Regions from separate parts of the Homo sapiens genome. Here regions 2 and 3 are each linked to region 1. A link is a loop called in an ENCODE intact Hi-C map of the cell type or tissue named here. Cell type or tissue: mammary epithelial cell. All regions are shown on one strand. Links, peaks and the distances in the headings refer to the core of each region. The heading gives the core; the rest is flanking DNA.

Region 1 (6,587 bases), core at 926-5,925:
ACATTCCATTTGGAAGAAACAGATAAAAATGATAAGCATAATATATAATTGAACGATAGAATAGGATATGACAAGTATTATGGGAAAAACAGAGGCAAGGAAGGGGCACTGGAAGTTTTAGAGTGAGGTGGGTATGTAGGGTACAATTTTTAGAAAGGGCTTCACAGCAGGCCTCATTGAGCTGATAAGATCTGGGCAGATGTGGAGGAGGTAAGAGATTCAGACTTCCACATTTTGAACAAAGTCTTTTCTAGGAAGAGAGAATGCCAGTGCAAGTGCCCTAGAAGGGAGCATGTACAGCATGTTCAAGGTGCAGCAGAGCAGCTGGAGTGGAGTGAGCATGGGGTGAGAAATAAGAGATGAAGTCTGAGGTCAGGAAGGTAATGGGCTGTTAAAGTGAGGTGATCGCATAGGGCTTTATAGGCCCTTGTGTGTTCTTTGATTTTATTCTGAGTGAATACAGAAGCCCTGCAAAGCTCTGAGAAGAGGAGCCACTGTGACCTGCTTATGTTTTAATGAATCTCTAGCTGCTGTGTTGAGAATAGGCTGTTGAATGGCCAAGGGTGGGAAAAGGAAGACCCACTGGGAAACTGTGGCAGCAATCCAGGGAAGTGGTGATAGAGGTTTGGGCAAGGGCAGTAGAAGAGGAGATGGTGGGAAGCAGTCAGATTCTGGGATACATTTGAGGGTGAAACCAACAGTATTTCCCAGTGTATTGAACAATGTTAGAAGAAAAAGGGAATCAAGGATATCTCCAGGGCTTAGGGCCTGGGCACCTGAAAGAACAGTGCATTAGTGAGGCAGGAAGGGCTGCAGGTGGTCTGGAGGGCAAGACCAAGAGCTCAGTTTTGGGTGTGTTCATTTTGAGATATCCATGAGACATCAAGTGGTGATGCTGGATGTAGGAACCTGGAGTTCAGGAGGCAGATCTGGGCTGGGATTTCAATGTGGGAGTCATTGATGATGGTCATGTAAGGCCCCTGAGACTAGGATGAAATCATCAGAGAAATAAGAATTTTAAAGAATAAACTCCAGAGTCTTAAACACTGAGACATAAGGAACACAAGGGGGAACTAGGATATGAAATTAAGAGGGGATGATTAATGAGAGAGGATGAAAACCAAGGGAAGTGGTGACCTAGAGACCAAGTGAGGAGAGTGTATTCCAGGGGAGGATGCCTCTGGAATATCAGTGCCACGTGCTGCTGATAGGTCCAGTAGGCTGAAGCTGAGAATTGATAGTTGATGATCATATCAATTCCTGATTTTAAACACCACAATAAAATAAAAATAAGTGAAAAATTCCTTAACATAGTAAAATACATCTATAATGTCTATATCAGTATAAGTCCAAAGCCAGCATAAAATTATTATTTGCAGACAATATGATTGTTTACCTGAAAAACCCAAGACAATCAACCAATGCCCAGGCTGGAATGCAGTGAAGCAATCATAGCTCACTGCAGTCTGGAACTCCTGGGCTGAAGTGAGCCTCCCAAGTAGCTGAGATTACAGGTGTATACCACCATGGCAAGCTAATTTTATTTTTTCAGTAGAGATGGGGACTTATCGTGTTGCCCAGGCTGGTCTCAAACTCTTGGGCTCAAGCAAATTCCTGGTCTCAAGTGATCTTTCCAAAGTGTTGGATTACAGGTGTGAGCCACCACGCCTAATCTGAAAAATTTTAAAACACTAAGAGAACGCAGTTAAGTTTTTAGGCACAGTATTGATATACAGAAATCAGTAGTCTTTTGATATCTGAAACCTCATTGGAACATATAATGGCAAAAAGATCTCTTTTATAATAACAACTAAAAAGATAAAAGACCTGGGAAAAAACAGCACACACAAAAGTATAAAACTTACATAGGGAAAACTTTACAACACTATCAGAGGCCATAAAAGACCACCTTAACAAGTGGAAAACATGGTACATCCCTGAACAAGATTATACAGATGATAATTATCCATTAATCTAGATGCATACTGCAATCCTAATAAAAATACTAATAGTTTTTAATATATTTAAATTGTACAAACTTTTCTAATGTTCAGTGGATAGACAAGTTTGACAATAAAATAAAAAGACATCTTCATGGAAACAAAAAATATTCTAAAGAAAGAGAAAATATAAATGACAGATTGGGAAAAATTTTCAACTGATATAACTGAGGAGTAACTTTATTAATATACAAAGAGCTCCCACAAATAAATAAGCAAATCAACAACTCAATAAAAAATGGCAAAAGAAAATAAATGAGCAGGTAAAAGAAAATATAAATGTTTTAAAATGTATGAATTGATTCTCAATCTCACTACAAATAAAAAAATTGTAAAACTATAATGTAATATTGTTTTTCACTTATCATATGGGAAAAGATCAAAAAGTTTGATAACACCTTTGGCTAGTATCTAGGACGACAGGCATGCTCATACTTTGCTAATTGAAGTATAAACTGTTGCTACCTCTTGGAAGAGTGATTTGAGAATGCCTGGTTACAATTAAAGGGCCTCTAATGCTCTTTGATTTAGAAAATCCACTTCTAGGACTTTTCCTACAGATATACCTGCATTGGAGTGGTAACTATATATATATATATATATATATGTATGGGTATTTATTGCAGTATTTTGTTGTTGTTGTTGTTGTTTGTTTTTGTTTTTTAATCCTGCTTCTTTTGTATGCAGAACTATTTTGAATAGCAAGAGATTAAAAACTAATCACCTATAGAAAAGGGCCTGGTTGAGTAATATATATTACAACATGCAAGTAAGCATTACACAACTGTCTAAAACAATGAAGCAGTGTTATACACTGATATGGAAAGTTCTCCAAGATATGTTAAGTGAAAAACAAAAAAACCAAACAAACCAATGTGTAGAATGTGCTAATATTTGTTAAAGACACACATGTGTGATGTACTTTCCTGGAATAATGTAAAGGGTGGTTACCTCTTAGAATAGGAACTGGGTAGCTTAGGCAGACTTATTTTCAACCTATGTGCCTTTTGAATTTTATGCCAGATGCTTGATTTACTGATTTAAAAATACAAATAATTTTGAAAAAGTTAAAATAGATGTATGAAAAATTGATTAGAAAAGAGCAAGAAAATAAGCCTTTAGAGGTGTCATCAAGGTACTCTGCAGTGAATTCTGAAATGAAACAAATTAACAAATAAGTGAGACTCTATTTTAGCTCCTGCTGCAAATTCACTTGAAATCCACCAGATGGCACAAGAAAATGCGTTGTGAACAAACTTGGACAGGTTGGTGCAGGTAGCAAATGGGATTGGTGAGAAACTAGGACTCAGGAAAACAAAGGTTCTCTCCAGACTGATTCTAGGTGAGTGCATTCTAATTCCAGGCTAGCCATGGACATCAAGGGCATGATTTTGTCATGTCAGCCAGGTGATGCCAGGAATCACCAAGTAGTATCGACAATTATAAACATGGAATTATCTACATATCACAGCCTCTGCATGAATGGTTTATTGAACGCTCCCTTCCTCAACACAGAATTCTCTTTTTTTTTCTTCCCTCTTAATCCATACTTAATGCTTTATGAAAAGAGGTATTTGTTTCTTGGTAAGCCATGTTTCTTTAATTAAAGGAGGAGAGTTGGGAGAGATCCACTGGAAAAGGAGAAAATTCTGGTTTCACAATATGCACTATTTATGAGGGTGCTTTGCTGTTGAAACCTATTAAAGGCCAGCCCAGCCTAGTTTGCCTCTTGCCCTCCCAGGAGACAATTACTGTCCTGCATAACAATTTGAAGGAAATATCGGATGTGGTCGAAAGACCAGTTGTGGCCCTCTCTCTAGCAACCATTTCTGCTTAGATTTCTTAATTGTTTCCACCACTTCCTTTACTGGGCTTGTGGCCTTCTGTGTTCTGCAGGATTCTGAGCTTTCATAAAAGCCTCCCATTCTCTCTGGAACTCACATGTGCAAGCAGATACTTCCTGGATCCCAGAGCAGCAGCACCTTAGAGAAGCGGCTCCAGCCAAATTCATCTAGTGCACATGCACATGGGAGCCTTTGCAACGCCTGGGCTTCTTTTTGACCACGGGGAAGAAGGCCCAAGTGGTCCAAGCCACTCTCTTCCCTCCTTATTCAGCCTAGCTTTCCCTTCCTCCACTCCCAGAGTTCTGGTCTGTTCTTAGCCCCTACTGAGAGTGTCTTTGCCAATGACTTTCTCCTCTCACCTCCTTGTAGGTCTGTTTCAGGTGTGGCCTTCCGAAAGATTTTGCCAGGTAAGACAGGACTTCAAGGAAAGGAATAAGACAGGAAGATTCTTCAATGGTACAGTTTTTGCCATTGAAATGCCCAGGTAGAGAGATATGTAGGGAAACACTGAGGACTACTGGAGAAATGACCACCTTTTTTGCTAAAATGAGGGACTAGCTCTCTTATCAATCCTGCCTCTGACCTGTGGGCAAAACACTGGCACAGAGTTAGAGGCAGGCAGGGGTGTGGGACCAGGAGTCAGAGTAGCCTCATCTCAGCACTGTGACCTCCATTTAGGGAAAGACTGCACTTACTATCCAGAGCCTTCGTGTCCTCCTCTCTACAATGGGAATAGCAGTTATCAGTCAAGTCCACCTCAAAGAACAGTTGAGAAGAGGGATACATTCGTAATTTATGTAAAAGAATTTTGAGATTGGTGAGATGTTTTGCATCCATGGAATATTAATAAAACCACAGCAGAACTAGCTTATGTATTGGGAGGTATGTTGATAAGAAATTATGGCTGTGATGGGACCTAGGAAACACTGCCATGGTGTCTTTGGCTGAATGTGGGGCTTAATGCAGGTGAGGACATGTGCTGGGTAATTGAAGTCACTACAATTCTTCCAATATGGGCTAAATGCAAGGAAAGCTCCTCTGCCCTAGGTAAAGAGCTGGCTGCCTTTTAGGAAATTGAGGCTTTTTAGTGAAAATATCAAAGCTGGGTCCAGGAGCTCACACTTGTAATCCCAACACTCAAGTGAGATGGGAGGATCACTTGAGCCCAGGAATTTGAGACCAGACTGGGCAACAAATGGAGACACCATTTCTAAACAACAACAACAATAACAACAACAGCAAATTAGCCTGGTGTGGTGGCACATGCCTTTAGCCCCAGCTACTTGGGAGGCTGAGGTGGGGGGATTGCTTAATCCAAGGAGGTTGAGGCTGCAGTGAGTCATAATCATGACACTGCACTCCAGCCTGGGCAATAGTAAGTCTCTCTCTCTCTCTCTCTCTCTCTCTCTCTCTATATATATATATATATATATATATATATATGTTTGTGTGTGTGTGTGTGTATATGTGTGTATGTGTGTACATATATATTATTTGAAATGTTGACAGAAGCCTCACATCAGTCCTTCTTGTCAATGAATGATAAATCAAATTCAATACTTGTAATTCTCCATTTGTATCTTAATTCGGAGCATCTGCCAATTCTTATCCCATTCTTTGCTTTTCAAATAGACTTGCAAACGTGGTTGTTACCAAATCTGGAATTGCACACACAATTCTCCCTAAACCCCTTCTGCCAGATTACTGTTATGTAAACCACCTTCTTTATAGTCCTCCACAGTTTGCAATGGTATTTTACTTGATTTTTTTTTTCAGTGAGCTCCCCACCTTTAGTGCTACAAGTCATATGCTACATTTACATTTAAGCAGTGGTCCACTTATAGAGTATGAAGAACTTCCACAAATCACATTCATTACCCACAAAGCACTCTGTAATACAGATACCACTTCTCTTTCTTTTTTATTTTAAGTTCTGGGATACATGTGCAGAACATGCAGGTTTGTTACATAGGTATACATATGCCATGGTGATTTGCTGCATGTATCAACCCGTCATCTAGGTTTTAAGCTCCACATGCATTAGCTGTTTGTCCCAATGCTCTCCCTCCCCTTGCCCCCAACCCCTGACAGGCCCCGGTGTGTGATGTTCCCCTCCCTGTGTCCATGTGTTTTCATTGTTCAACTCCCACTTATGAGTGAGAACATGCGGTGTTTGGTTTTCTGTTCCTGGATACCACCTCTCTTTCACAGATGAAGAAACAGACTCAAAGGGATTTGCTGATTTGTCCAAAGATGTAGTTTGTCAATTCAAAGTAAGAATTAGGACTTAGCCCTATAAACTGTCCCTGTTTTAGCAGCACCATGTAAGAAGTCGCAACAGTGCAGGAAACATTGGAGTTTCATGATGCTGAATGAAAGAAACGACACGTGACATCTGTCATGGAGCATTTAGTCGTGACTCATTGGCTGCTCTATCCTGCTCCACCTATTTTCTAAAATGTGTTGGAATGTGTAGCCCCTGAGACTCCACAAAAAAAGAGGCTCCCTTGTCCAAATATATTTGGAAAATGTGGCATATTACACTCGCCCTCCTCTCCTACAATGTGCACATTAGCATCGTAAAGGCCCTGAGAAGTCCTCCACTAAAGAAATCTGTTTTACCTTGTTTGACCCTATATTTCCCAAGCTTATTTGGGCACAGACTTCTTTATATAACATCTATTAAATCTATTAAAATCCTGCAGAATTAGTGTGCCATGCAGGGAATACGCTTTTGGAGAAG
Region 2 (6,587 bases), core at 1-5,000, 100 kb after region 1:
AAGGTACTAATATAATAGTTTCAAAGAAGGCTCTGAAGCACTAGGCCTATTATTACTTTGCCTTCATCTCAGAAGTTGTAGCCCTTGGTGGTTAGTGACTTCATGGGGAAAACTCTCTAGGGTATTTTTATTTTAAGAGAAGTCATGAAGGAGAGGACAAGGCTTTACCCAAAAGAGTTAATTTCTCATGGTGAAATTTTAAGCCTTGGGGGACCTAAGTGGGAGAGATGGTTTAGGACAAAGAAGTCTTTCAAATATCACTGTAGTTCAAATAACTACTTTTTGGCCCAGAAGTGAGGTTAATCCTACCAGTGATGATAATGGACAGACAGTGGCCCCTTCTCCTGCTTTCTCACACTTAAAAGAGCCGTGTGATATTGTTTGGCTGTGCCCCCACCCAAATCTCATCTTGAATTGTAGTTCCCATAATCCCCATGTGCCATGGGAGGGACCCGATGGGAGGTAATTGAACCATGGGGGCGGTTACCCTCATGCTGTTCTCATGATAGTGAGTGAGTTCTCATGAGATCTGATGGATTTATAAGGGGCTTTCCCCCACCTTCACTCGGTACTTCTCTCATTCTTCTCCTTCCTGCCACCAAGCGAAGAAGGATGTGTTTGCTTCCCCTTCTGCCATGATTGTAAGCTTTCTGAGACCTCCTCAGCCCTGCGGAACTGTGAGTCAATTAAACCTCTTTCCTTTATAAATTACCCAGTCTCAGGTATTTCTTCATAGCAGTGTGAGAGCGGACTAATATACAGTGCCATCCAGAACCTCCATTAGACTCTGCACAAGTTTGGTGGCTATTGAAATACTAGAATTCTGAGACCCAGATTCTTAGGGGAGAAAATCACTTGGTAGGTGAGAAAATCATAGTCACAGTTTAAGCATCACTTTATAATGACCAGTATCCATGAGTTGGATGCTGGGATGACATGGAAAGGCAGCATCCTGGTGCCACAGCCGCCCTCACACTAATGAGCATTCATCTGTGCACAGTGCAAGACTGTTTGCGCCAAGGCTATGATTAGATGAGTGGAACTTTTTCCTGTTCTCACAGAATTGTCCCAAACAGCAAGTGCTCAGTACCCCTCCTTCTAAAGACAGTGGCTTAAATTTGGAACCAGACACATCCCCTCCAGTTATTAAATATCCCTGGAAACAGCCCTTCTGTTATCAACTACACTCACACACACACACCCGACCCCTGCAGTCTGTTCCTTATGGGAAGAGTTGTAGGAAAGGGAGAGAGAATCAACAAGGGTCTGAGCTCAGCCCTGCAATAATCTGAGGGTTTTGCTACCAAAGCCTTGTAGGGGCAGCATCTATGTGAGAGGCCATTCCCTTGACTCCACTAGATTCACCTAAGGTGTTATTAGAGGACAGGAAATGGAATTAAAGAGACCACAATTAATTATGGTGATCAGAAAAAATACTATCATTTTATGTTAATCCATTATAAGAATTAAGATGGACCAATAAACTGGTTACAGTCATAAATCTGTCATTTCACATTTTTTTACATCCATATCATATACTATCTAAATAACACCCCTGAACCAATTCAAATGCAATTTTATATTTATTTACCTATTTTTTATTGAGGTAAGAACACTTAGCAAGTGATCTATCCTCTTAACAAACTTTTATGTGTATAATACTGTATTGTCAGCTATACCAAATGAAATTTTTGCTCAGAACAGTATGCAGTAACCTTTTTTTTTTTTTTTTTTTTTTTTTTTTTTTTTTTTTTGAGACAGAGTCTTACCACTCCGTCACCCAGGCTGGAGTGCAGTGGTGCCATCACAGCTTACTGCAGCCTGCACCCCTCTGGCTCAAGCAACTCTCTCACCTCAGCCCTCTGAGTAGCTGGGACTACAGGCATGCACCACCACACCCAGCTCATTTTTGTGTTTTTTGTAGAGACTGATTTTTGCCATGTTGCTCAGGCTGGTCTCGAACTCCTGGGCTCAAGTGATCCATCTGCTTTGGCCTACCAAAGGGCTGGGATTACAGACGTGAAACATCGCACCAGGCCAACATGCAGTAACCTCTTTAACATTAATCATTAGGGCCTCCCTGATCTCTTTCCCCTTAACAAAGCCTCTCCTGGGTTCCTTCATTTATACCTAGGTATAAATGACTTAAAAAGCTAATATTAATGCTTTGAGCATTCAGAGGATTGCAAAGATTCACTAGACCTGTCTAATTGCTTTGGAATCCCTAATTATAGGCACTTACTGACTTCCCCATGGTCATTTCCAACCTAGAGGGCAGTCAGCAAGTCTGAGTAATGCCTGTCAGAGCCACTGGGTGGCACTGGCAGGCTGAGATGTGGGCAAGAGGGAGGAAGAAAGAAAGGAAAGGAGGCCAGGAGAGAGTCAAGGAGGAAGAGGAGGCAAGAGAGGGAGAGAGATTTTTTTAAAACAAGGGAGAGAGAAAGAAAGCAGAGAAAGAAAGACTAGGCCGCAGGGAACTGCTTTGCATGGCCTTGTATAGCCTCTGTGGTTACCAGTGACACAGACCTACAGTTTAATTCAGTACTTCCCAGCTGGGAGCTGAGTGTGCCGTACTCATCTGCCTATTCCCACTACCTAGCAGGGTGCCTGGCTCTCGGCTGATGCTCTGGGTCTGTGGACTGATGGAATGAATGCTGCTGCCCCTCTAGGAAGCGGTCCTCAAATGGAAAGCTTGAGGCAGTGTGGTCTGAATGCTCCATCCTAATGTTTTGGGATGACTTAGTTGAAAATTCAAGAGGCAATGCCTTATGAGGAAGCAAGGTAGGAATATTGGCACACACAGAGGTTAAGATTTTCCAAGGGTCAATTCATTCTGTCAAGAACTAATAGTAAATATTTCAGTCTTAGCAAGTCACACAGCCTCTGTTACAACTACTGACAGAGAGCCACTGACAATATGTAAATGGTTGGTGTGGCCGTGTGCCAATAAAATTTTCAAAAACTGACAGTAGGTCAAATTTGGCCTGTGGATTGCTAACCCTCCGTGGCTTGAGTTCTAAGATAATCTTTCTGATTTCTCTCACCTTGCTCTTTCATCCTCTGATTCAATACCACTCTTTTGGTACACGACTATTTGCTTATTGGTTTCTCTCAGAATCTGTGTGGACTGCTTGATCTTGCACTGTAAACTCCTTGAGAAATTCTGAGTGCCCGTAGATGACTTCAAGCACCATCAGTATTCCTGTCTGATCATGTTCAAGTGCTGTCCAGGGAGTACTCATAGAGAAGGTCCTTAGCTTTGAGGGTCTCATTATATGTGTCTTCTGAAGATTCCACAAAGGCCTAGATTTAGCCACAAAGATGATTGATGCCAAGTTGTAGAACACGAAGTCTTGGGAAAATTATACAGTTCTGCATACAGTGAACTAGATTCATACCAGCTTGAGAAAGGTCAGTTCCAGCTCAAACCATGAAGTGGCTGAAATTTGTCTTTGGAGCCTTCCAGCCACACATCCTCCACTCCTTCTCCTCCAGTACTCAGTGACCTGTTTCCCTTACCCACTCTCACTCCCATCAGTGCCTTGCTTCTTCACTTTACTAAAATGAAAACGACTAATGGCAGATTAAAATCTGCCATCCCGTTGAGGTATGCTCACATTTTCATAAGGTTGAGAGCATTTTAAGAAAGGGACACAGGACTAATGATGGGATTTTGTACCTCCTGGTGGTGACTTTGACCTAAAAGTACATTCTACTTTAACCATGTCAGTAGGAAAATCCAGGAGAAGTATTGTGAGTAGGGCCACTGGGAACAGCCCCATGCCTCTGCACAATTCCATAGATTAGGACGTGAATGGTGCATTTTGGAGCTGTGCAACACAGCGGTGGCCCACGTAGTGGGTTCTCTTGTGTGTGTGTGTCAGTATCTAAGAGAGAGAGACTAGTGCTCTCAAGGAATAAGCAACTGAAATGTGGACTTATATTTTTGAGTTTTCTTTCTAGGACAATGAAGGAAATGGACATAGTTGATATTTTTGCATGACAAATAGAATTAAACAACCTGGAAGAGATGAAAATGTGTGTCCTTCAGAGAAAACGTTACTCACATAGGTGATCATGACTAGGTGTGTTAGAGGCCTCTTATGTGCTTCCAGATCTCTGTAGCAGCACCTCCAGATGCTACAGCAGAAACCAGTTTCTTTATGGTTTGGAGGAGCCTCCTGCAGGTGCAATGAGACAGCTCTATGGTGATACTTCTCAATGCCTCTTTGACCTCCAAGTGGAAGGTTCATTTCCGGACTCATATGTGGGTAACATGGAAATGTGGAGCCCCCTTTACCAATAGGGGATAGAATCCAATGGATAAATCTTCCTTCTGCCCTCCATGCAGATGGTTCTGGGACCATGTTTTATAAGACTTTTCATATGGCCCTGTGGGGAGCAAGCACCAGTCGCCCATACCAGGGTCCAGTTCTCAAAAGAATCCTGGTGTTGACTCTCCTCTTGTTCAGAGGCAAAGTTGCATGCTAGTTGAAACATTATACTCTTCAATCACAGTCCTCAGAGCACTTTCACTGTGTGCAAAGCATTTTTATATACAAGATCTCAAAGACAAAGTTAATCTGCGATGCCCTTCATTTCCCTTCTCAACTACTCACTCTCGACCTAGGTGTCAGCATCCTCTATTACTCCCGGGCACACTCCCACCGCCACCCACCCACCCCATGGCCAATTTCTCTGTTATGAACATGGACAGTTCCCACCCTACTCAATGCCTCTTTCCAGCTGGGATTGGCCCACTGGCAGCCCCCTACTAAGGGAATCAGATCAGTCCAAGGCAACATCTGGCCCAAGGGTGGCCCATGCATGGGCTAGTTATAGCTTGTTGTGTGGCCCATTAGGTGGCCAGGTGAGAAGGGCTTTCCCCAGCTGGGTTGATATCATTAGCTAGCATAAGTACTCTGGCAGGTTTTTGAAGGTATATTAAAGATTAGTTAGTAGATGGTGAGAGTGGAGCAGAGCAGATATGCAGACAGCAGCAGATTCAACATGAGAGGGAGACCGTGCAGGCCAGAGAGCTTGGGCCTGAGGCTTCTTTAGAGCAACACCAGCTTCTGAATCACTTTGAAACTCCTGGTTCAGTCTGTGTTTCCTTAGCGTAACTGCTCTACAATAGCTCCTTTTCCTTTTTATGGTGGACCAAGTGGTTGTCTCAGCTTTCTTATAACCAGAAAACCTTGAGAAGTTGGTGCCCTAGGCCCTACCTTCTCCCATCAAGACCCTATCTTCCTCCAGGCCAGTAATAAGCAATGATGTACTGCTAGGTGTCAGCCCTCCATAGACAGGGACTCTCTGGAGGTAGTGTCTTACCTCAAAGAGGTGATACAAAGGCCCGGGGGAAGGCCAGCAAGTGAGAGATTTGAGGGTTTAGTGAGGATAGTTCCAGTGCCCCTTAGATAGGGTCCATAGGTCCAGCCCTATGGGAAGAATTAGATTCTGGAGCAAATGATAGCATCTATTCACATCTGGCAATTCTTCTACTTTGGAATGTGCTTTCCACAGAGGGCTGAGTTTGTGGCTTCTCGGCAGTCTCGCCAGTGACTAACATCCATGGTATAGGGAGTCTACATCCTGAATTTTATGGGATTGTCCAGATTTTAAACTATGCCATTCCAGGGTTATTATAAATCATTTATTTATCCCAGAAGTTTCAATGTTTGGTAAATAGTTTCAAAATAATTCACACTAGTGGGCATTACAGTAAGGATGCACATGGATTTGAAAGATGGGATTGCTGCTGGCTGAAGAAATATTAATGATTCATTGAGACAACAGATTTGCCATGTGTCTGAAGCTGGCTAAATTCAATCTCCCACTTCATAATTTGAAATACATTCAAAAGCATTGGAGTTATTACAGAATTTTACTTTACTGTGAAAATGTATACAAAGCAAAGGAGAAAAAAAATAGAGCCTTAAAGAGATCTTGCAATAGGAAAATCCCTTTTAGAAGAAATGTGACAACTCGAAAGTAACATTTTGTGGCTGATATATTATATTTCATCAATTTTAAGATGGACATTTACTTAGAATTTTACATCTCTGAAATTCGGATGTATCTTTTTTCAATTGGTCATACTATATATTCTAATTGAAAACATTTTTTATTTCCTAGTCATATATAAATAATTGGTGCACTTTACAATTAATGGCATCTTAGATTCAATAATATACAGTAATAGTGTAGTAAATGTTGTTCAAAGTAGAAAATTGGACAATACTTCTTATATTAGATAAACACAAGCTGGATCTCAGCCCTATAGCTTTCAGTGTTAAATTGGAGAAATTTATTATAAATATGTCTTTAAATATTTATAAATGTCATATTTATTATAAATGTGTCTTTGAATACTTATAAATGTCTTTAAATTTAATTTATTTAAATATTTATTATAAATATGTCTTTAAATACAGTTTTTAGCAAATCATATATAATTCTGTAAAACACAGTTTAGATTCCAAGCATTTAGACTTCCCCTCTAATTTCCACCTTGCGAAACCTACTTTTTTATGAATATGAGTAATGAAAAGGTAATTATTTTCCAGAAGTTCAAGGTATTGGGCACA
Region 3 (6,587 bases), core at 1,084-6,083, 120 kb after region 1:
TGTTAGTCTGATGGGCTTCCCTTTGAGGGTAACCCGACCTTTCTCTCTGGCTGCCCTTAACATTTTTTCCTTCATTTCAACTTTGGTGAATCTGACAATTATGTGTCTTGGAGTTGCTCTTCTTGAGGAGTATCTTTGTGGCATTCTCTGTATTTCCTGAATCTGAATGTTGGCCTGCCTTGCTAGATTGGGGAAGTTCTCCTGGATAATATCCTGCAGAGTGTTTTCCAACTTGGTTCCATTCTCCCCATCACTTTCAGGTACACCAATCAGACGTAGATTTGGTCTTTTCACATAGTCCCATATTTCTTGGAGGCTTTGCTCATTTCTTTTTATTCTTTTTTCTCTAAACTTCCCTTCTCGCTTCATTTCATTCATTTCATCTTCCATTGCTGATACCCTTTCTTCCAGTTGATCGCATCGTCTCCTGAGGCTTCTGCATTCTTCACGTAGTTCTCAAGCCTTGGTTTTCAGCTCCATCAGCTCCTTTAAGCACTTCTCCGTATTGGTTATTCTAGTTATACATTCTTCTAAATTTTTTTCAAAGTTTTCAACTTCGTTGCCTTTGGTTTGAATGTCCTCCCGTAGCTCAGAGTAATTTGATCGTCTGAAGCCTTCTTCTCTCAGCTCGTCAAAGTCATTCTCCATCCAGCTTTGTTCCGTTGCTGGTGAGGAACTGCGTTCCTTTGGAGGAGGAGAGGTGCTCTGCGTTTTAGAGTTTCCAGTTTTTCTGTTCTGTTTTTTCCCCATCTTTGTGGTTTTATCTGCTTTTGGTCTTTGATGATGGTGATGTACAGATGGGTTTTCGGTGTGGATGTCCTTTCTGTTAGTTTTCCTTCTAACAGACAGGACTCTCAGCTGCAGGTCTGTTGGAATACCCTGCCGTGTGAGGTGTCAGTGTGCCCCTGCTGGGGGGTGCCTCCCAGTTAGGCTGCTCGGGGGTCAGGGGTCAGGGACCCACTTGAGGAGGCAGTCTGCCCGTTCTCAGATCTCCAGCTGTGTGCTGGGAGAACCACTGCTCTCTTCAAAGCTGACAGGGACATTTAAGTCTGCGGAGGTTACTGCTGTCTTTTTGTTTGTCTGTGCCCTGCCCCCAGAGGTGGAGCCTACAGAGGCAGGCAGGCCTCCTTGAGCTGTGGTGGGCTCCACCCAGTTCGAGCTTCCCGGCTGCTTTGTTTACCTAAGGCGCCCCTCCCCCAGCCTCGCTGCAGCCTTGCAGTTTGATCTCAGACTGCTGTGCTAGCAATCAGCGAGATTCCGTGGGCGTAGGACCCTCCGAGCCACGTGTGGGATATAATCTCGTGGTGCGCCGTTTTTTTAAGCCGGTCTGAAAAGCGCAATATTCGGGTGGGAGTGACCCGATTTTCCAGGTGTGTCCGTCACCCCTTTCTTTGACTCGGAAAGGGAACTCCCTGACCCCTTGCGCTTCCCAGGTGAGGCAATGCCTCGCCCTGCTTCGGCTCGCGCACGGTGCGCGCACCCACTGACCTGGGCCCACTCTCTGGCACTCCCTAGTGAGATGAACCCGGTACCTCAGATGGAAATGCAGAAATCACCCGTCTTCTGCGTCGCTCACGCTGGGAGCTGTAGACCGGAGCTGTTCCTATTCGGCCATCTTGGCTCCTCCCCTAAACGTGAATTTCTTACTGGCTTTGTGATCTTTGGAAGGTTATTAAGCTTCAGTTTCATTATCTCTAGAAATTGGTAAATAGTTCTTGCAGGATTGCTCTGAAGATTAAGTGATTAAGTTAGGCAAGAGATGCAATATGAACATGCCTAGAAAAATACCTGCCACAGAGCAGGGCTTCAATCAATCTCAGCTATTTTTTTCTCCAATGCCTACAAGTGGACAAATGATGAAAAAGACTGAACAAATAATGTTAACTGAATTATTATGATAAATTTGATATTTCTTCCCATGAAATCTCACTGTTTTTAATAGAGAATATTCATCGAGTAAGATGCAATAAACATAATATATTATCTTTCAGAATAATTTTATACAAATAAACAAACCATTTAAAAAAAAGAAAAGAAAACCTCTTTCATCAGCTCAATTGTCCTAATTCCTGCTTAGGAAAATCATGTTTCTTTAACTCTTCAGGACTATGTGAATACCATATATTCAACAAGCAAGCTTCAAGTTCTCATGGGTAAGTGGGACAACCAGAAAACAGAAAGTTAAATGTGTACAAAAGTATGCATCCTGGTCGCCCATCTGAGGATAAGGATGTGGTCTCTGTGTCCAAGGTCAAGCCTACAGTGGAAGGCCAAATGTCCCAATTTAAAATTATAGTCCATATTGCACAAGGGAATCTGGATTTTGCTCACTGTTTCCTTGACATTACAACAGTATCTGGCACACAGCAAGTGCTCAATAAGTAATTGTTGGATGAGTGCATAAATGAGTGGACCACAGCAGGTATCATCCAGTACGGTAGTTTTCGAACATGTTTTTAGCTGTGGGCTCTTTGATCAAACAAAATATTCAGCTAGACACCCAATGTGATACAGATGCAAAAGGAACTTATCTTGTCCAGGTAAGACTGATAGGCCTGCACCCCAGGGACCCCTAGATTTTGCAGAGCATAGCTGGAAACCCCCAATCTCATTAAACCCCTCGTTTCAGAGATGGGAACAGAAAGGCCCAGAAATGAACAGGGCTTACCCAATGCTGCATAGTGGGGCCCAAAATTTTACTTTTGCGGTTGGGAGTCCCTATGCCAGTGGGGAAAAGAGCAAATTCTACTAAGTGTTTGCATCACCAGGAGGGTGTGTAGACACCTGCAGGTCATCCAGGTGGCTTCAGTGTAGAGCTGATATTGGTTGTTTATCCTGTTTTTAGAAATGCAACTTGTTCTATGGTGCAATAAGGAGCTTCAAGCTGTGTCACTGAGGACTCTTTAATGGCAAGGCTCTGTATTTTGGCTATAACCTTATGACTTCCCAACTCTCCACCCAGGAAATTGCTTCGCAATTTAGACATCCTAAAATTGTCTCCAAAAGAAAGTGAATATGGATTCTTTGGGGAACAATTGTGTCAGATCAGTGGATGAGAATTTAGGAGCTGACTTTGGGTCTGGATCTGATAACACTAGCATCCTTCCAGATCACAGAGTTTAGAGCATCCAGTCGAGAATACTAATTAGTGCTGAGTGTGGAAGACAGACTCAACAACCTGTGCTTTCTCCCTTGGACTTTCATGTTTGCTCAGGTCATGCCCTGTTTGCTCCTCCATCCTCTCACTCTTCCTCCTTAGATGCAGCAGACGGTCTGCACCACTGAGGGCCTTGTACCCAGCCCCTTCTCCTCCTCCTCCATCCAGTCAGCAGAGGGCTACCAGGCCCATAGGATGTGGCTCAGAAAGACCATCCCTTCTCCCTTTGCAGCCTCTGCCCTCGCCTCCAATTTATTCTCTGGCCCCTTATTTTCCATTATGCTGGAGACAGAGAAAAAGGGAATTAGATTCTCTCACAGATAGAAATTACAAAGTCAAAGAGCTGAGATAATGGGCAACTTAATGCTAGCCACCACAGCATTTCTCAATTGCACAGTCCTGGATAAAGTATGACTTCTTGATGCACATACAACAACAGCAATAACACTGTAAGTCAAGTTGTTTGAAGACGCCCACAAGGTACCTGGGAGAGGTCTACCAAGCTGGCAGATGCTCCAGGCAGTTTGGGGGCTGTTCCTCCAGTCGACCTAAAGAGGGAGCTGTTTCCTTAGAATGCCTGAGCGAGAGGCCCTGCCCGCCAGCCCGGGGGTTTGGGGATCACAGCAGCCACCTGCTTGTGCACCAGGCTGTCACTGAACAAATGCAAGTTGCACTTTTCTCATTTTTTAAAAAATTGTGTCTACTAAACTGACAAGAGTTCTAGTAGATCAAGTTCTGTTACCAATCAGGCTCAATGTCTTTATCTGTAAGTGGGAACAGGGGCACAGGTCCAGCAAATTTCACTGGGTGGTTAAGAAGCCTGGCTGTGCTTGGCATGGATGGGTATCATGTAATAATCAAGCGTGTTTGCAGTAGAGACTAAAAGATCAGTTTCGAACTGATACCTCACCACATGGCCTTGGCCAGGTTTCTAATCTCTCCACCCCTCAGGTTCTGCTTGTAATTTTGGGAAAAGAATAGCACTGAATTTACAGGACTGTTGTAAGGAATAAGTGAAAAATGTGTGCAATGGATTGGATGGGGCCAATACATAATAAGCTCTTAATAAATGGTAGCTTTAAAAAATATAGCTATTGAAGCAAAAATGTTTTCAGACCCTGTCTTATTACGCACAGGTGAGACGCATGCTCTACTTCCTGACTTGGTTCTCCCACACAAGAAAAGTCAAACAATATTCCAGAAGGGAGGAGTTGTGTTTCCAATCCAAATGGAAATATATTGCTTGGGCATGACTCTCCAGGGTGCTTCATTGAAGGGAAGGCGCCCAAGCCATGTGAATGTGAAAAGGAGAAGTTGACACCTCAGTTTACACATCTCAGAGGAATTCACGTGAATGTGTTTTCCCTACAGCAATAATCCTTCCTCCAATCTGTAACCAATATTCATCTACTCATTCAATAGACAGCCATGAAGCAATAACTTAATATGTGCACTAGTATAGTCTGTAGAGATAGAAAGATGAATAGGCCCCAATCCCTGACCTTAAATTAAAGGTTTACAGTCTAGTTGAGGGAGACAGGAAGACAAATGAATAAATAGTCACGATACAGAGCTGGTAAGCACAGGGTGCTGTGAGCATATGTAGAAGGGGCCCCTAACCTGGACTATAAAAAGGGGGTGGTCCAAGCCTTACTAGAAGAGATAATGGGCTGAATTTTAACAGGGAATGTAAATTTGACATTTGAAGTGGAAAGAAAGGATGTTTTAGGCACAAGTTCTTTATGTTTCCCCTCCACAATGCAAGAGAGTTACATTAGATGGTTTCTAAGATGGTTTTCTGGAGAGAGGGGAGTAGGAAGAAGGAGCTTCCCTGCAGTAAATTCTGCTTGTGGAACTCCCATTCCATGTGCACACAGCCATAGGAGAACATAGTATGCTGGGGAGCTGCTAGGTTGTAAGAGCAGGATTTAAAACAAGGGATCAAGCTGGATGGTCACATGGTCATTGGTGTTCAGAAAAATCCATCTGTGTGGAGAAAGGATTGAAGGGGTGGAAGCAAAGAAATAGGTGGGAAGGGCCGGGCACCATGGCTCACACCTGTAATCCCAGCACTTTGGGAGGCTGAGGCGGGTGGATCATGAGGTCAGGAGTTCGAAACCATCCTGGCCAACATGGTGAAACCCCATCTCTACTAAAAATACAAAAATTAGCTGGGTGTGGTGGTGCACGCTTGTAGTCCCAGCTACTTGGGAGGCTGAGGCAGGAGAATCGCTTGACCCCAGGAGGCAGAGGTTGCAGTGAGCCGAGATCGCACCACTGCACTCCAGCCTGGTGACAGAGCGAGACTCCATCTCAGAAAAAAAAAAAAGAAAAAAGAAATGGGTGGGAAGGCAGTTGGTTGGGGAAAATCATGAGGGCGTCAGGGTCAGAGGCAAAGGAGATGCAGAAGCAGGGGGGCGGCTGACTACAAAGGCGTGTAGGAGGTAGAGTTGACAGGACTTGGTGACTTGATTGAGAATGATAGGGAGAAGTCAAGAAGGGCCCCAAGGACCCTAGCTGGGCCCATGGGACCATCTCAGAGCCCTTTCACCTAGCATCTAATGCATATTCCCTTTATGCATATGGAATCTATGATCTTCATTTTTTCCAGAGCAAAACTTACAATCAGCTAGGGGAATCAAGACATGTTATCTTCATGCGTCCTCCATCTTTGTTTCTGGTTTATAGTGGTTCTGCTGTTGTTTCAGAAGGGAGGAAGGACTAGACCCTTGGAGTGACTGCTTGACAACTGAAACCTTCAGAAGGGGAGAGCACCCACCCCTGGAGTGGTGGCAGGCTTTTCCATTCATGACAGATGGGAGCATAAAGCAACAAGATGTTTCTCCACAAACCTTAAAAGTGAACATACCCTTTTGCCCAGAATTTCTACTTTTTTTGGAATTTAGACTACAGAAAAAAATAATTAAAATGTACAAGAATGATCCTAAAGATTTATTTCAGGGATGCTCACTGCAAAGTTGTTTATAATTGTGAAAAGCTGGAAACAAACATGACACACAGAAATAGCACCTGGCCTTAGAGGACCCAAGGCTGGGCCTGACTCCCTAGCTGAGGAGTCTCAATATAGGGTGTGGGACTGGGAAGGAGATGTCCCAAGAATGTAGCGAGGCTCCTAATGTCACGTAGTGACCAACATGTTCTTTTTGAATTGGGGATGGGGCGGGGGGAGATGGTTCAACTGTACACATCAAGAATGGACTCTTTTCCCTTTCTCTTAGCTCCTAAGCATTGCTAAGCTGAGTGGTCGCAGCTGGAATAAGTAAGCTCTGGCTGGAAACTCCCCCGAGGAATCTCTCCTCCCTGCTGTTCTTCCCCACCCCCAGAAAGCTTCGTTTCATGTCTAAAAGCTCAAAGATGTGCTGAGTCATACTGTACAAATAGCAGTGGACTAGGGAATTATAAAATGTCG

Evidence for each region. Hi-C counts contacts between places; a loop is a spot of excess contacts. Peaks named below come from ENCODE experiments on the same cell type or tissue, not always from the same donor. Only the 100,000 strongest peaks of a DNase experiment are listed, where the experiment ranks them.
Region 2: it touches region 1 in a loop (5-fold over the local background); 13 of 110 quality-filtered maps call a loop at or near these places.
Region 3: it touches region 1 in a loop (4-fold over the local background); 2 of 110 quality-filtered maps call a loop at or near these places.

The regions. Positions count from the first base shown.
Region 1 is chr10:62,488,975-62,495,561 of GRCh38, forward strand. No RefSeq gene overlaps it. Among named protein-coding and RNA genes, the nearest start is that of ZNF365, 120 kb to the left of the region's middle. In mammary epithelial cell, for the core only: a CTCF peak has its summit at 3,219 (motif pointing right); DNase peaks (open chromatin) are centred at 3,257 and 5,167; H3K27ac peaks cover 355 bases.
Region 2 is chr10:62,591,888-62,598,474 of GRCh38, forward strand. No RefSeq gene overlaps it. Among named protein-coding and RNA genes, the nearest start is that of ADO, 210 kb to the right of the region's middle. In mammary epithelial cell, for the core only: a CTCF peak has its summit at 2,302 (motif pointing right); no DNase peak of the experiment used is centred there.
Region 3 is chr10:62,607,127-62,613,713 of GRCh38, forward strand. No RefSeq gene overlaps it. Among named protein-coding and RNA genes, the nearest start is that of ADO, 190 kb to the right of the region's middle. In mammary epithelial cell, for the core only: a CTCF peak has its summit at 3,706; no DNase peak of the experiment used is centred there.